Linked DNA regions of Homo sapiens: region 2 is linked to region 1. The links are chromatin contacts, found by Hi-C or POLR2A ChIA-PET in ENCODE. All regions are on one chromosome and are shown on one strand. The core of a region is the stretch at or near the end of the contact, and the rest is flanking DNA. Distances in the headings are between cores, read along the strand shown.

The links. Hi-C counts contacts between places; a loop is a spot of excess contacts on that map. ChIA-PET counts read pairs that join two places held with the same protein, here RNA polymerase II (POLR2A). Pooled maps may share reads with other maps.
Region 2: a loop to region 1 is called in a map of B cell, with 2.1 times the contacts of the local background. The contact joins two enhancer-like sites. A Hi-C loop is called at or near these places in 1 of 168 maps with a recorded cell type or tissue (B cell), 2 of 37 single-sample maps with no recorded cell type and 3 of 50 pooled maps. POLR2A ChIA-PET finds 5 or more read pairs at or near these places in 4 of 52 experiments (OCI-LY7, T-cell, WTC11 and 1 more).

Annotation. Positions count from the first base shown.
Region 1 is chr14:59,270,884-59,277,555 of GRCh38, reverse strand. All of the region lies in intron 2 of DAAM1 (dishevelled associated activator of morphogenesis 1), which reads right to left. Among named protein-coding and RNA genes, the nearest start is that of DAAM1, 86 kb to the right of the region's middle. Within about 2 kb of position 2,400, at least 14 of the 41 ENCODE cell types and tissues checked have a DNase peak (open chromatin) inside an H3K27ac peak, as active enhancers do; they include OCI-LY7, where a contact is called at or near this core.
Region 2 is chr14:59,147,727-59,153,955 of GRCh38, reverse strand. No RefSeq gene overlaps it. Among named protein-coding and RNA genes, the nearest start is that of DAAM1, 38 kb to the left of the region's middle. Within about 2 kb of position 2,800, at least 2 of the 41 ENCODE cell types and tissues checked have a DNase peak (open chromatin) inside an H3K27ac peak, as active enhancers do; they include OCI-LY7, where a contact is called at or near this core.

The DNA.
Region 1 (6,672 bases), core at 1,151-3,650:
GGAGATGATATTAATTATACTTTTATATATTTATATATTTTACATATTTATAATATTTTGGAGAAAAGATTTTTTTTTATTATTAAGAAGAAAGGACCTCTGAGGGAAGCCCAGCTGTGGGAACTAAAGTTCTAGGCTTCATCCGTAACAAAGTGCATTATTAAGCCCCACTTCTAAGAGATTCTGTACAAAGAAACCTTACCAATTCCACACTGTAGAATAAGCAGGCAGTTCTGTAGAGAAACCTACATAAATCAGAAAACAATTGGCATGCTACAAATCAATCGAAGGAAATGGATTCATTTGCTAGATAAAGCAAGGGAAGGAATTTTGAAATAATATACAATAAGGGTCTTGAATGAGTTGAAAGACTAACACTTTGGAAGAAAAAGCTCTTTTCAGAGATTTTAGCTAAACTGAAATATGGGATCATTTATAAAACCTCTAAAGCAATATCTAAAGCATTTATTATTTGAAAATCTACCTAATCAATAGATTTCAATGAGATAAAATACAAGTTTTTGGCTAATAAGAGAAGTCACTAAGAAATTCAGGATATCTATTTCTAATGAGTTAACTAACTCTTTACATACATACAAATATATATTTAGATAAGGTCTGAGGACATTCAAATAATGATTGAGGTGGGGGAATGGGCAGGAGGACTAAGAAAAACGAGAGAAAGAAGCTAAGACAGGCCCTTGAGGTTAGCCTGCCAATCAACTCGCTATTTGTATGTGATTGTGTTTGGGGGTTTTGTTTTTTGTTTTCTTTTGTTTTGCTTTTTAATGGTCCTTGATAAGGTACCTGTCCATCTGACTCAATGTACAGAGTTCACAGAATTACCAACCATTTTCTTACTCAGACAAGTCTAACTTTTATTTTTCAAATTAGATACCTCAGATATTTGTCCAGAATAAACAGCCCCAATTCACCTATCCTAACTCCACCCAGAAAGGGTTTCCCACAAGCCCAGCAGGCTGCAAGCCTTCAGTTCATCTCAAGGATACACTCAACATTAGCAGTGCCTTTTCTGAGTTTAACCCTCTCCTCCCACCCCACAACTCAACACTACCAGAAATAAGTTAAGCCCCTGGAGAGGCACCTAAGCAGACCTCAAGTCACATGACATGGTGATAGTACAACATCAAGGGGAAGAAGCTGTGACCTAAAGACACATGACATGGTGATAATAAGTACAACATCAAGAGGAAGAAGCTAATGGCAGATTGAAGGGTGATGCTTTGGCAGCAAATAAACAGAAAACATTTTTATAAAATGCATGGAGAAAATGTACTATTAAGCTATGATAATTCATTAAATATATAAACATCCAGCCCCATTACAGCAAATGACCATCTCATCTGGGAATCATGAATTGCCAAAGAAGCACTTAAAATTTAACTGCAATGACTCTGAGAATAATATTTTAGTATGATGGTGGTTAGAAATCTGAAAGCTAGGTAAGATTTTTGTCAGTTTCCATAGAGGTGCATTCAGTGAATTATTACCTGCTCCCAACCAGTCAGGAAAAACATAAATGGAAAACAAGAGAGAGCTTTAAGCCCTAAAAGGGATTGGTAAACACAGAGAACAAACCTTGGAGGTTTTCAGCCTGTAAAATTTCTGCCAATATTCTTAGTCATTACATGAAATACCACAATATGACTCACCACCACCTACACAGTAATATTCTCTGTGTCTGATAGACATGTTTTCATTTGATACATAAAAATAAGAAGTGAGAAACACCACAAGCAAAGGCTGACTAATAGAAATAATTTCTAGTTTCTTACTACCAATGGTTAAGTGTTTTTTACACTATTTCCTTTTTTCTCTTAATAGCAAGCAATGCAGACTATATTCAGTTGGCTAGACAAAGTCTGCAGCTAAACACATAGGCTTTTTATTCAGCTTTTTTACCGTTAAACTAGAAACTCATTAGAGTGACTTCAAGTTTTAATAGTCTGCATCACCAACAGTTTTCCGGTAATCTAAAATAAGCTTTTTTCTAAACATGTTAGAATCATCTCCAAATATCCACCCAAATTTCCAGTATTTACACCTATAATCTAGTACAACTTCAGTTGACAAGTCTTACTAGATAAATTTTTTTTTTAACTTTTAAGTTCGGGGTACACGTGCAGGTTTGTTGTATAGGTAAACTTGTATTACACGGTTTGTTGTACAGATGATTTCATCACCCAGCTATTAAACCTAGTACCCACAGTTATTTTTTCTGATCCTCTCCCTCCTCCCACCCTTCACCCTCTGACAGGCCCCATTGCCTGTTGTTCTTGAAAGAGAGAATTTCTAAGCATGTTTTCCTAATTGAATGGAAGTACTTCATCTCCGGGGATACAGCACCAGCTGTAAAGTGACAGACAAGAAAGGTACCCTAAGTCCCTGTGGGCAACCAACCATGAAGCCAAGTTCCACACATGGCCACCTCCTTCGATAGCACCAGCACTGCTCTTGCCAGCCCAGGCCCCTCCCACACCCTCAAGAGGATTGTTTGGCTGCTTGTCTGACACTTTAAAGCTTTAATTGGGTCAAAAGACAATCTAGCAGAATAAGTCTTCCCACATTGGAGCTATTTATTTCACCACGTAATATACAGTACAGAGACTTTTAAAGAGAAAGAATATTTCTTAAACATTGTCACCCTTATCCTTTTAATCTGCTAACTTTCATGCCAACCACTTTGGTGTCCCCATTGTAACTAACATTTTAATGAGAAGAAAGAGTAAAACAGGATGACAGCAGGTGGATAGGGTGCAGGCAGAGTATAAGAATCAGCCCAAACTTATCACCACTATGAGAATATTAAAATACAAACCCAACTGCTGCAGGATTCCACAGTTATTAATTCATGCATGCATGCATACATTCACTCAAATACTTATTGTGCATCTCATGTGTAATGCTTCAGTAATTAGTTATACATCCATTCACTCAAGCCACAAACATTCATTGAGCACCTACTCTGGACCAAGCACTGCCCTAGGCCCCCAGGATCCTAAGTGTGAGAAAGTCAGATATAACACCTGAGCCATTCTGCTCTCTGAAGGTGCAAAGGTGCATATATATAGTGGATTAACACAATGAGTTATTCATATGAGAAAAAACTCAAACTATCTGACTGTTGAAAAGATGGCAAAAGATTCTGACTTTTCCTTCTACATCGAAGAAAAGCCTATTTTTCCTGAAAACAATTCATATTTATGTTATATATACATAACATAAATATATATACATGTCATATATATATTCTGAGTTTTTAATTATTTGGTTTAATTTAGTTCTTAAATATTGCACTGAGTAATGAAATAAACAGCTAGCTGCTTTTGGATCTTGCCAACAAATTCATTTAAAACTGAACACAAGAAAAAATACTGCAACTTTTTCAGGAATCTGGTTTGCCAAGGAACAAAAATTCTAGCTCTTCACCCATAAGCCCGAAAATCATAACTAAAAGATATAGCTGGTCACTGAGCTCTTGTAACACGCACCAAGAACAGCTTGAAATTCCAGAGGAATTCTGGGAATTGAAGGTTGGAGTGGGGAAGATTCCAGACACAGCGAGTAAAAATATTCAAGGACTGTTCAGACCTGAAAAACACCATCCATGGTATTGAGCAATTACCTCCCAAAGGCCATGTCACATGTGTTTTCTGAGAGCAAACCATGGTGACTAGATAATTCCCAGAGCATCAAGATATATTCTTATGTACAGTTAATTGCACAAACTACCAGATCCTTCTAGCCATTACTGAAACACATTTTTAAAATTACGCTTAAAAGCTTACCTAAACCACACTACTTATAAAGATCAAATTATTCCTCCAGCCTTTTGACACCTGTATTGGCTTATATGAGGACACATAGAGAATGGGAATGTCAGTATACTATAACGACTTTGTATAATTTGTATATGGTAGTATAAGGACTAAGTTAAATAGTCAGATTTTAAATTGTAGCCAAAAGCTAAGTAGGTCCATACTATCCAGGGTCTCTTTGGGATTCATTTTAATAAAAATCATCAGGACCAAGAGGATCCATAGCCATTTTGTCAACAGCATTATTAATTCAGAGATAGTTTTATAGTATAGTATTTCTATTTAAAAACAACATTTTCATGTTTCTTTCCTCCACCTCTTCATGCTCCCTCATTTCAGTCTCCTTGATCTAATATTAAGATATAAGAAGCATCCAGAAATAAATGATAATTGAAATGGTAACAAAATATTTAATATGAAGTTGAAGTCCAAATTTAACAGCCTGTAGGAAAGGACATTTGGAATGATCTTGGTAAGATACAATATACATTCAGAATTAGAAGGAACAAAATGGTTTTATGGTCGTATCTTAAGCTTTATTGGATGTGTTTAATGAATCAGAGGATTAGAAGGAAACTTAAGAAATCATTTTGACCATCTTACTGTCTCTAAGCAGACAGGACTTCAACCAGTACAAAGAAATGTATAATGCCACTGAAATGAGAGTCTACTGCCAACCCTACTGTTTTAGGAACAAAGCAATGTTCTATTCAGAAGTACAGCAGATATCAGCAAGCAAAACCACTTATGTCAATATCAGCCTATATCATAAACCATCAGTTGTTCTCAGGGCCAAAATAACTGATCAAGTCCTGGATGTGAGATCATCTTCTGTCACCTTTAAATTGACTGTATCTTGGCAGCAGTTCACATTTACTCCATAGGAATTTTAGCACTGCACACATTTAAGCCCATATCTACATTCCAACTATTCTTTGTGATATATTGCATATCTTCACACTGTTCTGAGCATTTTCCTACAGCATCAAGTTATCAAAAAATGCTACACTGTCAAAGGAAGATCTCTCCCCCTCCCTCCCTCTCTCCTACATACATACATACATACATACATATATATGTGTGTATGTGTGTGTGTGTGTGTGTGTGTATATATATATATTTTGTTTGTTTGTTTGTTTTTTGAGACAGTCTTGCTCTGCTGCCCAGGCTGGAGTGCAGTGGCCCGACCTCGGCTCACTGCAACCTCCATCTCCCAAGGTTCAAGTGACTCTCGTGCCTCAGCCTCCTAAGTAGCTGGGGTTACAGGCATGTGCCACCACATCTGGCTAATTTTATTAATAGTAAAGATGGGGTTTCACCATGTTGGCCAGGCTGGTCTCGAACTCCTGGCCTCAAGTGATCTGCCCGCCTTAGTCTCCCAAAGTGCTGGGATTACAGGTGTGAGCCACTGTGCCTGGCCAGCCACTGCACCCAGCCAATATATTTTAATTCTCTGTCAACTGATTGTTTCCTTTAGCTAAACAAAACTTTTCTCTTTTTAAGCTTTACAGGTTTGTCAAATAAAACCAACTTTTAATCTCATGGAAACAGAACAATTTTAGTATCAATTCCCTCATTAGATTCTGAATTTTGGCTTCCAGATAACTGAATACTTTGACACTATTGTAGACATGTATCTTTGAAGTCTTATACAGTCCGATTTTCTCTGTGTAACTACAGAGCAATCCTTTATACTCTAATAAACAATAGATTAAAACTATGACTCTTTACAACCAGTTTTTTTTTCCTTCTATCAGTTTAAAATGGAATGTTCCTATTACGCAATTTTTTCATCTTTCTTGGGGACAGGCAACTGAATAGCTCCTGTAGGTTACTTTCTATTGTTAGTCACGGTCTTCACTTATAAGGCAAGTTTTAAAAATGAAGAGATAAAAAATGTTGAAACTTTTCATTGATTTTTGTAACAACAGAAGTACTTTATTATTAAAGGCAGCTTAAAATAAGCCTCGGTCATAAGAGAAATTATGCTGACAGCCTGAGAAAAGGAGTAACAATTCACAAGGCTGGTAGAAGAACAAAATGTGTACCCTGGTATATCCTTAGGACTCATTTGGGTTCCTGTAGCTCCTTTCATATCAAAATGACTTCAGAATATATGAAAAATGAAGAGATTATTGATGTAGGTTCCCAAGTGAATTCATTTGGCACAACTTACCTTGACTGTGAATTTATCTAAATCTGATATATCATCTAAATTCTTTCATTTCTACTATCTTCATTTCTCCTACCTTCATTTCTCAAATTCTATGCTGATGACTAATCCTGCGAATGTCCTCAGTATTTAATGATATAGGCCTATAGTAATTATATTTATGATTATATTTTGATGGTATAAATCTTATCATCCTACAGTATCCACCATCACTACCTTCTCATTGGGATTTTAGTTTTCCTTTTATATTTTCTCGGTAGTATAAATAGTGGTTTTGTGACCAGTGATGAATTTCACAACAAGTTTCTTTAAAATATTTTACATTTCCTGGAAGGCACAGCACTCTATTATCCTCAAACATTAGACCCACTGGCCTAATAAATGGAAGTCTAAGAACTGGATCTGAAAGAAGGCAGATTAACCAGAAAATAGTATAAAATGGAATTGGAAACATTTCAGGCTTAGAAAAACTTGGGTTCAAACTGCATATTATTTCCAACTAGCCATAAATTCAGTGATGTAGTGTATTAGAAATGAAAGCTCTCCTCTAAAACTATGAAATGGATTCCAAATATGTGTGCTGTAAGAGGTGAGACTGACTATAATACACTTCAAAAATAATAACCAGACTTGTTTTAAACCTGGATTTTTTACGTAAAA
Region 2 (6,229 bases), core at 1,551-4,050, 120 kb after region 1:
GCATATAGGCTGCTTGTTGTTGCTATTAGAAATGCAAGTTTGGTGAATTAAAATTGCATGGAAGCATCTTTTTCTTTAAACAGTGTAATTATGGTGGGTTCATCTTTATAAAATGGGCAAATGAAATGAATAACAGCCCAATTTAACTAAAATATTCAGGACATATAATTGTAGACCAAATTGGTTTATTTTGGCTTAAACCATTTGAATAATTACGTTAGTTCTTCCATCGATTTAAATGTGAAATCAATCATTCTGTCAACCCATGCATTGTTCTGGAGTTTCCCAACTCTATTCTCCATACTGAAGGATTTACTTACCTACAACTGGTAGGCATCAGCACTTAGAAAACCCTCTACCATTACAACATATAACATTATTAACAAGTAAAAGTCTGAGATGAGTTTTATGCATAAATAAAAGCAAACCACTGGGGAGATGATCATCTATACCTCCGTTGATGATACTCTCTCAGCCTTGGGCAAGAAAATGATCAACATCATCAAATATTTATTGGCACCCGTAGGAGTGCTGCTTCTGCACTGGGATTGCCGCCTGCTCTCTTCTGGGGGTTAAATAGAGTTGAAACTTCAACCCCTCAAAGAAAAACTAAAAATTTATGTGTGAACTGAGCTTTAAAAATGAACATTTTTGCATACTTCTATCTATCATATACACACTTATACTGGAGTCAAACTCAAAACTCCAAATCCTTAAAACCATCAGAAGGTATATTTCCTTGTTTAAATATCAGATGATTGAGAACTTTCAGACTATGATTCTTTTGAATTAGAGTGATGATGAATGTTCAGGGTTGAGGGAAGCAGTCAGGGCTCTGGATAGTCTATCACTGCTATCAATTTTATGTTTTTATACATGTATAATATATATAATGTTATATATCATAATATTTTATATATATATACTTAATCATTATATGATTCTCCTGTTGATACCTTATCCAGTTTTAAATTTTTCTGGGCATTCTTTTTTTTTTTTTTTTTTTTTTGAGATGGAGGCTCACTCTGTCGCCCAGGCTGGAGTGCAGTGGCACGATCTCGGCTCACTGCAAGCTCTGCCTCCCAGGTTCACACGATTCTCCTGCCTCAGCCTCCCGAGTAGCTGGGACTAGAAGCACCTGCCACCACGCCTGGCTAATTTTTTTGTATTTTTAGTAGAGACGGGGTTTCACTGTGTTAGCAAGGATAGTCTCGATCTCCTGACCTCATGATCCGCCCGCTTCGGCCTCCCAAACTCCTGGGATTACAGGCGTGAGCCACCTCATTTCTGGGCATTCTTAGAGCCCATCAATAAATAACTTTATTCTCACTGAATTTTCATCAGTTGTGTGTAATTACCTGCCCTCATCAGGTCAAGTGAAATTCCAATACTTGAGTCTTTTCTTCATAAGAATAATTTATTTCAAGACTATTCTTCCTCCTCTGGTTGTGAGATCCACGTTGGTGATTTGGAATGGTTAAACTTAACCAGGACAGCATGGGAAAGACTAGAAAGGGAGATGGGCCTGGGATGAGCCCTACTTACAGACACAGTGCCAACCCTGGGAGGCAGACCCTGCAGCAATGCTGGGAGGAAGCCAGGTAAGCAGAATGAATAACCTGGAGTGTTCACAAAAACCACTAGCACAGCATGTTACAAACATGAATTCCCAGACCCCACAGCTAGAGAGAGATTCTGATTCAGTGGGGTTATGTGGATCAAAATAAACCACATTTTAAACAATACTCCAGGGTGATTCTGCTGCAGGTGGTCTCTGGATTACACTTTGAGAAATACTGATCTAGTGGGTTACAAAATAGATGACAGCTGATAGGAAAGTCAATTGGCAACAGGAATGTCACATCCTGGGAATGGGGCATTGTGGGGGCTGGACAGAGCCTTGGCTGAGGAATTCAGATACAAACAATATTTTGAGAGCTGAACTGGCAAGCAGTGGCAGTAGGAAAGTCCCAAGGATCCCATCTCTAGCCTTTGGAAGAAGGGCTGTGAAGAACCAGCCAGTGCCATATCACGGAGGACAAGGGCTCAGGCCCAGGGGACAAGGCATCCATCTGACCCAGAGCATCAGGGGAAAGATGGGGCTTGGACTAAAAAAGAACTCCTGTTATGGGTTGAATTTTGTCCCCCCAAAAGATATGTTGGAGTCCTAATCCCCAGGACCTCAGAAGTCAAGCATAAGATTACAGGGGTAATCAAGCTAAACTGAGGTCATTGGGGTGAGCCCAAATTCAATATAACTGGTGTCCTTATAAAAAGGAGAAATTTGGATATAGAGACAGACACCTGGAGGGAATGTGGATGTGAAGACACATAGGGAGGAGACAGCCATGTGAGTGGAATGGTGCGCCTGCAAACCCAGGAGAAACAAGGATGGCTGGCAAACACTGGAAGCTAGAAGAGGCAAGGAAAGTTTCACCCCAGAGTTGTCAGAGGAAGCATAGCCCTGCCGACATCTTAGTTTCAAGCTCCCAGCTTCCAGAACTGTGAGATTGTACATTTCTGTTGTTTTAAGCCACCCAATTTATGGCACTTTGTTACTGCAGCCCTTGCAAACTAATACAACCCCTGTACTTCTTCCCTTCCCCATCGCCACTACCCTGGCTCCAGCCACATTACTCTCTGTGGCAGCTTCCTGATGAATTCCTCCTCAAAAGCTTTGCCTACCTCCTCTCCATTCTCACTTCTGTGGCCGGAGTGGTCTTTTTAAACACAAACTGATCAGTTTATTTGCTTGCTTCAAACTTGGTTTCACTTCCCATTTGTCTAGTTAAGGATAGAGTCCAAACTGCATAGCATGGCTTATGGCCCTCTTTGGACTGGCCCTGCCCACTTCCCCATCCTTGTCTTTTGAGATTTACTCTGTTTCTCTTACCCTTCACTCCTCATATTTACCCTCCAAAACTAACAGTTTTTAGAATATGTCATATTTTCTTTCCTTCTGACCTTGGTAGATACTGAATCCTCTGCTTAGGAGTCTTCTCCTCTGCCTCTTTTGCTACCTAAGTCATACCGCGCTTTAGGTCTTGTATCTATCAGTGCTCTCCAGATAAACAATAGGTTAGATGGATGGAGAGATGGAGAGATTACATAGATCGGTAAGAGGAGATTTATTATGGGAATTGGTTCATGCGATTATGGAGGCTGAGACGTGCCACCATCTTCCATCTCCAAGCTGGAGAACCACGAAAGCTGATGGAGTAATTTGGCCCAAGTTCAAAGGCCTGAGAAACACAGAAGCTGATGGTATAAGTCCAAATCCAAGGCCAAAGGCTTGAGAACTGAGGGGGCTGCTGCTGCAAGTTCTGGAATCCAAAGGCCTGAGAACCAGGAGAACTAATGTCCAAGGGCAGGAGAAGATGGATTCCTCAGCTCAAGAAAGAGAGAGAGAATTCACTCTTCCACTTCCTTCTTGTTCTCTTCAGGCCTTCAGTGGATTAGATGATATCCACCCACATGGATGAGGGCAGATCTTCTCTACTCACTCTACTGATTCAAATTCTAATCTCTTCCAGAAACACCCTGACAGGTGCACCTAGAAATAATGTTTTCAGCTATCTGGGCATTGCTTAACCTAATCGAGTTGCACAAAATTAACCACCATGGGCCTCATTTTGGATGTCATTTCTGTGACACTTGGATTTGATGTCCTTCTTGAGTATTCACAGCACCATGTAATGCCATAGTCAGAGCTTGTGCAGTACTGGGTTGTCACTGACTGCTTACTTGTTGGTGCTTGACCCACTAAATCTAAGTTCCATGAGTACAAAAATCAGACCAGTGGTAGTTCCGATACCTCTACAGGAGAGAATTTGAGTAACAATCTAGTGAAAAGAAGGGCTAGGAGTGGCCAGGCACGGTAGCTCACACCTGTAATTCCAGCACTTTGGGAGCCCAAGGCAGGTGGATTGCTTGAGCTCAGGAGTTCAAAACCAGACTGGGCAACATGGTGAAACCTCATCTCTACAAAAAAGACAAAAATTAGCCAGGCATGGTGGCTCACATCTGTAGTCCTGGCTACTTGGGGGTTTGAGGCAGGAGGATCGCTTGGGCAGGGGAGGTCAAGGCTGCAGTGAGCTGTGTTTGTGCCACTGCACTCCAGCCTGGGTGACAAAGTGAGACGCTGTCTCAGAAAACAAAAACAGAAACAAAGAAGGACTAGGAGTTTATTTGTGTTGAGGAAGGGGCTAATGGAGATGATGGTATATCTAAGGCCTCCCGAAACTATCCCTTGTATTGCCTCTAGCAGGCATTATATCTATCTTGTTTACTGCTGTGTCTGGCACATAATGGATGCTCAAAAATGTTAAGTACACCAATGACATTGAATACATGGGAAGTTTCATGACCAGTTATGCCCAAGGTCAGAGCCAGATGAACTAATTTCAAATGGAACAGAAACATCTTAAAATTCTTCTTGCCTAAGCTCAGGATTGGTCGTAGGTAAGGTAGGCTACTGGAAGAAGAGAGAGGCAAAGACTAGGAGCCAGGCTAAGCTCCGTCATAAGAAAGGCTGACTAGCTGTTCCTCATCAGTTCCTCTGACCTTGGTCTTTTCTATTGTTCATTGAAAGTGCAGCTTTTATTACCTACTATTTACCAGCTGCTCACTTCTTTTGTAGCGAAATGAAAGAGCACCATTTCTCTAAGATAGATAGTCTATGTAAGAATGATTTTATCTCTCTCTAAAGATGCTTTGCACAGCACTCACACTCTTGCATGCTTATTTAATGGACTTGCCTCAGGCATGGCCATTCCAAATCCCATGAAATGGTATCTTTTTAGGGAATGGTAACAACAGCATTAAAAGGGGACATTAAAATAGAAAGGGATTGGAAGGGAGAATAAACATAACTGAATGATGGCTAGTGAGGGCAAACTTTGGAGGAAGGATTTATATGGATTTTGAAGAGAACTAGACTTACTAAGAGCATAGAATCCTGACAATTACATTGTTAGATAGCCACAGGAATTTATTGAGTATCTTCAAGGAGTAGTATCTCAGAAATTAAGGAGGACATGGAAAAGGAGTGAGAACTTTCCTAAGCACATTGTATACATTAATGGAATATATACAATGGGAAAAATTTATGTGTAGCTAATACTGCATTTCTATGATGTATATTTGGGAGAGAAATAGATCAGAGGAAGAGACTAGCAGCCACGTAACATTGTACTGTTCCCTGCATTTATCTTTTCCTGTGGAAATGTAGGTTGCTCTCTGGGCCAGGAAGGCAAATTGGTTTCATCTTAAATGCCATCTAAGAGAGATAATAGCTCATATCAGCAGTAGTGGTGTGGGGAAGAATTCTGAGAGTACATCTAGGCTCACTGCGAAAAAAGTGTCATGATAAATTAGTGATGTCTGCCAGTTAACGGAGGGAAAGGAGGGAGAACAAAGGCATTATATATTTGCATAAACTTGCCATCCCTGTTCTAGACCATTGGCAGAAATCTGAGTATCCTCAGGGGCTTTCAGTTTCTATTTTCTTCTTTAAGTATAAGCCAGAAGTTTGCTCTTCTAAGACACTCTTTTGATGAGATAAAAGATCTTGTCTTCAAGTTTGAAAAATACGAGATTCAATGAAAAATTCACATATACTTATCCTAATTCCCAATTCAATAAGATTGCTCATTAATAATAAAATAAATTTTTAAAAATGCTTTAAAACACCTATCAAATATTAAAGATGAAAAAAGGGAAAGCAGCATTATTTGAGAAAGTTTAGGGAATTGTATAATCTCATACAATACTGACTAAAGTGTAATTTGGTATAACCTTTCTGGAAAGCCATCAGGTAATATATATTAAGAGCCTAGAATATTCATATCCTTTCATTCAGTGATTTCAGTAACCAAAACTTATCTTAATCATGTAATCAATTAGAAACACAGATTCATATTTAAAGATATTTAATACACGTTGTTTTTTTAATAACAAATAGTTGAGAATAACCTAAATATCTAACAAGATGGGATTGATTAAATAATATTATGTACAATTAGCATATTAATATGGCAGCCACCAAAAAGTCCTCAAAGATTATTTTTTAAAAAAGTTGATATTATCTATTAAGTGAAAAATACAAGCTAGAAAGTACAATGTAGAGTATGATTGTAATTTACTAAACACATCTTTTTCTCTTTAAGAGTGTATGTATTAATAGTGTCACAAGCACATGCAGACACACACACACGCACACACACACACA